Regions from separate parts of the Homo sapiens genome. Here region 2 is linked to region 1. The links are chromatin contacts, found by Hi-C or POLR2A ChIA-PET in ENCODE. All regions are on one chromosome and are shown on one strand. Each heading gives the region's core, a stretch centred on a gene start or an enhancer-like site at or near the end of the contact. The rest is flanking DNA. Distances are from core to core; before and after follow the strand shown. Region 1 holds the start of COPS6 (COP9 signalosome subunit 6). Region 2 holds the start of MOSPD3 (motile sperm domain containing 3).

Region 1 (3,372 bases), core at 234-2,733:
CCCCCCTGTGGTATACCAACCCAGAAACTCCAGCTCCTTGAACACCTGTTTAACTAGAGGGGAAGGGGCCAGAACATATAGTAATTCTTTTTTTTTTTTTTTCTGAGACGGAATCTCGCTCTGTTGCCCAGGCTGGAGTGCAGTGGCATGATCTCAGCTCACCACAACCTCCGCCTCCCAGGTTCAAGCAATTCTCCTGCCTCAGCATCCCGCGTAGCTGGGACTACAGGCACGCACCACCATGCCAGACTAATTTTTGTATTTTTAGTAGAGGTGGGGTTTCACTATGTTTGCCAGGCTGGTCTTGAACTCCTGACCTCATGATCCACCCACCTCGGCCTCCCAAAGTGCTGGGATTAGAGGCATGAGTCACTGAGCCCGGCCTGACATAGTAATTCTTTAAACCATCCTTCCTCAATGTGAAGCTCCTGGTGTATTTTCACCAGCTTCTCTCCTCCCTCCTCAAATCCTGGCTCAGTTTAGAATAACTACTCCCTTCTATCCTGTCTCCTCTCATCCTTTGCTTTCTTTTGAGAAAGAACTCTGAACGTTTTCTTTTTCTGAGATCTCTCCAGCTACTCTTCACTTTTTCTCCCCTGTTCTTGGTCTCCTCTCCTGTTTCTTTCCAACCCTCTCCATCTTCCCCACCCTGTACATTTTTTTTTTAACTCCCACTCCTCTTCCCCACATCTATTCCACTCTCACACTGCTCCTCCTTGGTGTAATAATATTCCTTGTCAATGATAATCTTCTCTTCCACGGTGTGGGACAGCAGCTCAAAGGAGTTCATCACCTCGATATTTCGGCCCTCCTGCTTGCCAATCAGAGCCCCAATCACTGGGAAAGAGAATGACATGGAAAAGGTGAGGGTAAAGAAACTTCTATGACCTGAGGGTCTGAGATCAGTGGGAACCATGTATTGGGGAAACGATGATTTGGGGGAGGGGGAATTGGCTCCAGTAGAGGAAGGGGAAAAGACCACTGCCTGGGGGAGGTGAGCAAGGAGAAGAGACTGGAGTCTATGCCCAACACTCACCCTGCACAGGCCGCCCCTCCTGGGAGCGCATGCGGATCCAGTGGTCTGAGATGTTGAGAATGACAAGGGGATGGAGAGCGACGGAAACACTCCCAGTCACTCCGCAGGCCATCACGCTGGGGACTACTAAGGGTGGAGGGAAAGGAGAGAGGGTGAGAGTCCGGGCCCCACGTTCTTCCCTGGAGATGGCAGTGGGGGACGGCGGAGCCCGGGCCACACTTTCCTCCCGTAACTTATCCCAGGGAAAGATGTTGCTGCTCCGCCCTCCTCCCTTCTCCCGGGAGCACAGGGAGGCCTCAACGAACCCCTGAAGGAGGTCTCCGGAAGCCACCCCCGCACGGCCCGTTACCTGCTGCATCCACCTCCATCCCGCTGCTTCCTCCGGTCCCGTTCGTAGCTGCAGCCGCCGCCGCCGCCGCCGCCATTTTCCCCGCGCCCGCCAGCCTCGGCCCCGCCCCCTTCCTTCCCGGCTTCCGTAAGGCGAGCGGCGCATGTTCGGTGTCCCCGCGGCGTGCGGCGGGCCTGGCGTCCGGGGAGCAGGCAGTTCCCGGGTCGCGGCGGGCGGCACTCGGTGCGGGGACGCCCGACGCCCTCTGGGCCTCGGTGCCTAGCGGGTTTTCCCAGACCCTGTCCCCGCCTGTCGCCTGCGGGTGACCTTTGACAAATTAACGACTTGATCGTCCTCGTCTGTGAAATTGGGATAAGAACGCCTAGTTCTTAAGGCTGTTGCAGAAGGAATGACATGTCGTGTTATTTCCCTCACAATAAAATCCAAACAACTAACCACAACCTGCAAGGCCCTGCCTGATCTGGCCCCGGCCTGGCCTCTTCTAGCCCTTGATCTTCAGGCTTCAGCTGCACTGGCCCTCATGTCTGGTGGTGGTGGTGGTTTGTTTTGTTTTGTTTGAGACAGGGTCTCGCTCTGTCGCCCAGGCTGGAGTGCAGTGGCCTGATGTCAGCTCACTGCACCCTCAAACTCCTGGGCTCAAGTGATCCTCCCAGTTCAGCCTCCCGAGTAGCTGGGACTACAGGCGCACCCCACCGCACCCAGCTAATTTTATTATTTGTTTTTATTTTGATAGAGACGGGGGTCTCACTAGGTTGTCCAGGCTGGTCTCCAACTCCCGGGCAGAAGAGATCCTCCATCCTCAGCCTCCCAAAGCACTGGGATTACAGGCATGAGCCACCGCACCCAGCTCTCCGTGTGTTTTTCACATGCTTTAGTTTCCCATTCAAAAGCCTGTGGTTCCTTCTCTTGTTCATCATGGTATCCCCTGTGACCAACACGGTGCCTGACACATTGGAGCCTAGATACTTTTTGAGTGAATGAAGGAATAATTAGGGGTGGAATCTGGTGTTGAGTTAGTTGCTCCATCTTGTGAAAGTTGCAGATACCAGGACAAAATCACATTGTCAGGTCCAAACAAATTGGAGCCATGAGAACACCAAGGAGAAGGTCTCATGCTTGCATGTCTGAGATAGGAATTATCTCAAGGACTTTCGAAAATAACCCCACAAGGCCAGGCATGGTGGCTCACACCTGTAATACCAGCATTTTGGGAGACCGAGGCCAGACAATCACTTGAGGTCAGCAGTTTGAGACGAGCCTAGCCAACATGGTGAAACCCCATCTCTACTAAAAATACAAAAATTAGCCAGGCGTGGTGGCAGGCGCCTGTAATCCCAGCTACTCAGGAGCCTGAGGCAGGAGAATTGCTTGAACCCGGGAGGTGGAAGCTGCAGTGAGCTGCGATCGCGCCACTGCACTCCAGCCCGGGCAAGACAAAGTGAGACTCCATCTCAAAAAAAAAAAAAAAAGAAAGAAAGAAAGAAAGAAAGAAGATAACTCCACAAGGCCAGGCATGGTGACTCACGCCTGTAATCCTAGCACTTTGGGAGGCCAAGGTTGGAGGATCACTTGAACCCAGGAGTTTGAGACCAGCCTTGGCAACATGGTGACACCTTGTTTCAACAAAACATGGAAACAAAATTCGCTGGGTATGGTAGAGGCATGCCGAGGAAATTTATGCTTGGGAAGTGAGTCAAAACTCCCTTCCTTTTTGTTCCCAGATAGCTGTAATTCCACAACCCTGTGTCATAGCCTCATACATAAGCCAGGCTCCTACAATGGCAAAAGGCATATACCTCCCCAGATGGTCTTCCTCACAAATTGCTTGCCAGGAAATTCCTCATTAGCCTCTGAATCTTTCAGCATAAACATTCCCCCTATAAACCAGCCCTAATCCGAGTTCTGTGAAATCTCATACTGACAATGTTGATTACAAGCTTATCTTCCCAATTATAGAACAAGGAAGAGACCAGGAATCATCCCTCCA
Region 2 (3,372 bases), core at 562-3,061, 520 kb before region 1:
GGGATTACAGGTGCGAGCCACCACTCCCAGCTAATTTTTGTGTGTTTTTAGTAGAGACGGGGTTCCATCATGTTGGTCAGGCTGGTATTGAACTCCTGGCCTCAGGTTATCAGCCCACCTCAGCCTCCCAAAGCACTGGGATTATAGGCGTGAGCCATCACACCCTGTATCTACTTTTTACTGCCCTCCAGGGGTACACTGCAAGTGTCCTCTCCTTCCTACAGCCTCTGTCCCCACCACCACAAGAACTCTCTCCTCCAGTCCCTCAGCATTCATTTTCTCTCTTCTGTGGACCTATCCGACAGGCAGGGACCTCTCTTGATCTCATACCCAGCACACAACTTGGTACAGGGTTAATTGCTCAATACAGGTTTCTTATTGAACTGAACTGAGCTACCACATGATAGGAAGTACTGCGGTTACAGTCAAGGAAGAACTTTTTCCTCTAAGTAGAAGTCAGAAACCAGGGAAGCTGTAAGTCTTTTCCCCCTCACCTGATATAAAATCTCAACTCGGAGGAATGTTTCCACCAAAAGACAAAAGACTGAACCAGGAGACTTCTTCAAATCCAATTTATCTCATCTCTAGGGAAATGCTAGTTCCTCCCTCCCTACAGAACTCAAGATCCCAGTCTCCCAACTCACGCTCCTGGAAGTGTCTGGCCGTGGGTGGTGGTGTCCCAGCAGGAGGCCCTGGGCGAGGCGCTGGATCTGGCTGTCCCTGAAGCTCAAGGGGGTACGCTGGGGCTCTCAGAATGGAGGTAATGTCCTTGCGTCCCACCACTCGGCCCTCAGCTCCTTCCTCAGACAGCTCAATGCGGAAGCGGTCCTGGACATCATAGTGGCTGGGAATGGGTGCCACATGGCGAATCACACTGGTCCCAAGGTAGGAGAGAAGCCCATTGGGGTGAATGAGGCAGTAATCCAAGGAAATCTGGGCCTCCCCCCAGAAGTCTCTCCCTTAGGGGCACAGGCAGAGGATAGGGCAAATAGGTTAAAGGGGGCAAGGTCTCAGACCTCAGACAACAGGTGGCAGCGACCCCTGGCTTCCACAAGCCTCCCCACCCTCCCAGCTCACTCACATGTCAATGCAAGACTGGGGCTTCACATATCCCTCTGCGTCAAACACCGTGTATTTGGCAGGTGCTGTGCACAGGACTGGGGGATAGAGACACACACAGACAAGCCCTGCCATGTGGGTCATTTAAGTCCCCTCTGCCTTCTGCCCCGGAGGCTGGACATGACTTTCCCAGTCCACCAAAGCTGGACGTGCAACCCTACCCATCTGACTCCTCCAGCCAACACAACCCCCCAGTGTCCGGCCACCAGCCCCCACGAGGCGCCGATCCCTTTACCTCGGAAGCGAAGCGCAGTTCCTGTGGGGTTATAGAGGGTCAGCAGCTGTCGGGGTCCGCTCCGCTGGTCCGCCCTGAATACTAGATCCGGGGGAAAGACCAGGACCGGGACAACGGGTCCCAAGGGAGGAGGGGCGCCCCGGGACCCCCGCCCAGGGGGCCCCGGACCCACCAGCTCCTGGTCCTGGGGCGCCCCACGGCGCATGCAGGCTCTGGGCGGTCGGACATCCGAGGGCAGAGCTCAGGGGACAGGGCCTGGAGTCAGAGCTGGGGGGCGTGAGGGGCGAAAGGGGACAAGATGAGCTCCCGGAGCAGGGCCTCGACTGATGCCGCCGCCGCCTTGGAACCCCGCTAGATGGGGCTCCCGCAGACCCAGGCCCAGGGCCCCCAAGACCTTTCCTCTTCCAGCTCTGCCCCAGGTTCCTTCGGACCCGCCGAGCCCCACCTCGACGGCCACGCCCACCCCGCTAAACCCGGCCCCTCGCAGCTCCCAACCCGGCCTTCTCCTCACGCCCAGCTCACGATCTCCATAAGCCCCGCCCCGCCGCTGGCCTCGCCCCTTCCGGGCGTTCCCGGACGCCCGCCTCCTCTCTCCAGCCAGACTCCGCCCGCTGCAGCGGGCGCCTGCAGAGCGACCTGTGACGCCGCCTGCTTCCTGGGAGACCTGTGTTTGCGTCTCCGGCCCCTCCCTAAGCTCGGACACGGGCCCCATCGGGCTTCTGCCTCAAAACGGTCGCTCGCGTTAGGATGCCCACCTTGTGGTTAAAGCACCTGCCAGTCAGCTTGTGGTCAGATTAATGTTGCCATGTTCCAGAGAGTCCTTTTCTATACTTCCGCCGTACGGCCTCTGTCATTGGCTAGGACGTCTTTGTTTCTGCCGTAACTATACGCCGATTGGTGTGCTGAAAGACCAAACAACGCCCTCCTTCTGTCGTCTGCGATTGGCTGGATTCCGGTGACGTAACAGTTGTACTGGCTCGAACTCGAGCCCTGAAGTAACTCAGAGAACCGGGGGCGGGGTTTCGAACTGGGCTTTGTTCTTTCCTCCCTATTCTTGAGATGGTCCAAGTCAATCTCCCACCGGGAAGCCCTTTTCCTCCTCTTCATTCCAGGCTCTAGAAGCCTCTGCAGGAACCAAGCCTGTTTTCTTTGCTTTTTTTTTTTTTTTTTTGAGACGAAGTCTCGCTCTGTCACCCAGGCTGGAGTGCAATGGCACGATCTCGGCTCACTGCAACCACCGCCTCCAGGGTTCAAGCGATTCTCCTGTCTCAGCCTCCCGAGTAGCTGGGATTATAGGCGTGCGCCATCACGCCCGGGTAATTCTTTGTATTTTTAGTAGAGACGGGGTTTCACCATGTTGGTCAGGCTGGTCTCGAACTCCTGACCTCAGGCGATCCACTTGCCTCAGCCTCCCAAAGTCCTGTAATTACAGGCGTGAGCCACCGTGCCCGCCCTCTTTTTTGCTTTTTTAGAGACAGAGTCTCACTCTGTCGCCCAGGCTGGAGTGCAGTGGCGCTATCATTGCTCACTGCAGCCTCCAACTCCTGGGTTCAAGCGATTCTCCTGCCTCAGCCTCCCGAGTAGCTGGGATTACAGGCGTGCATCACCATGCCTGGCTTTTTGTAATTTTTTGTAGAGACGATCTCGCTATGTTCTGCAGGCTGTTCTCGAACTCCTGGGCCCAAGCGATCCTCCCACTTAAGCCTCCCAAAGTGCATGAGAGCCACTGTTCCTTCCCCAGGCTCAAAGTCTGTTTTCTATGGGTTGGAGGTTCCTCCCATCTGGGACTCCAGACTAAGTCTTGCCTCCTGTTTCTCACCTTCCTGTGAGGGACGTGGGAAATCACTCACATTTGCACAGGGAATTAAGATTTGCTGATTTCAAACCCATGTTGTTTGAGTAATTATATATTTTAAAAAAGGATTTGCTAAACCCTGCCACTTTAATTGCATCGAATCTTCAACTCCTTTTACAGCCTGGATAAGGTGAAGAATCTGGGTCTCTGAGGGCACCCAGTT

What was found. Hi-C counts contacts between places; a loop is a spot of excess contacts on that map. ChIA-PET counts read pairs that join two places held with the same protein, here RNA polymerase II (POLR2A). Pooled maps may share reads with other maps.
Region 2: a map of B cell shows a loop between it and region 1 (5-fold over the local background). The contact joins the promoter of MOSPD3 here to the promoter of COPS6 in region 1. A Hi-C loop is called at or near these places in 1 of 168 maps with a recorded cell type or tissue (B cell) and 6 of 50 pooled maps. POLR2A ChIA-PET finds 5 or more read pairs at or near these places in 1 of 52 experiments (A549).

What each region holds. Positions count from the first base shown.
Region 1 is chr7:100,087,080-100,090,451 of GRCh38, reverse strand. COPS6 (COP9 signalosome subunit 6) reads right to left here and starts at 1,483. Exons shown (of 10, transcript NM_006833.5): 1 at 1,386-1,483; 2 at 1,037-1,162; 3 at 706-837; 4 at 1-53. The coding sequence starts at 1,461. RefSeq lists enhancers at 1-1,085, 592-1,283, 2,670-3,363 and a silencer at 1,434-1,623.
Region 2 is chr7:100,610,979-100,614,350 of GRCh38, reverse strand. MOSPD3 (motile sperm domain containing 3) reads right to left here and starts at 1,811. Exons shown (of 5, transcript NM_023948.5): 1 at 1,355-1,811; 2 at 1,082-1,157; 3 at 645-874. The coding sequence starts at 1,559. RefSeq lists a silencer at 1,769-1,828 and an enhancer at 1,949-2,218.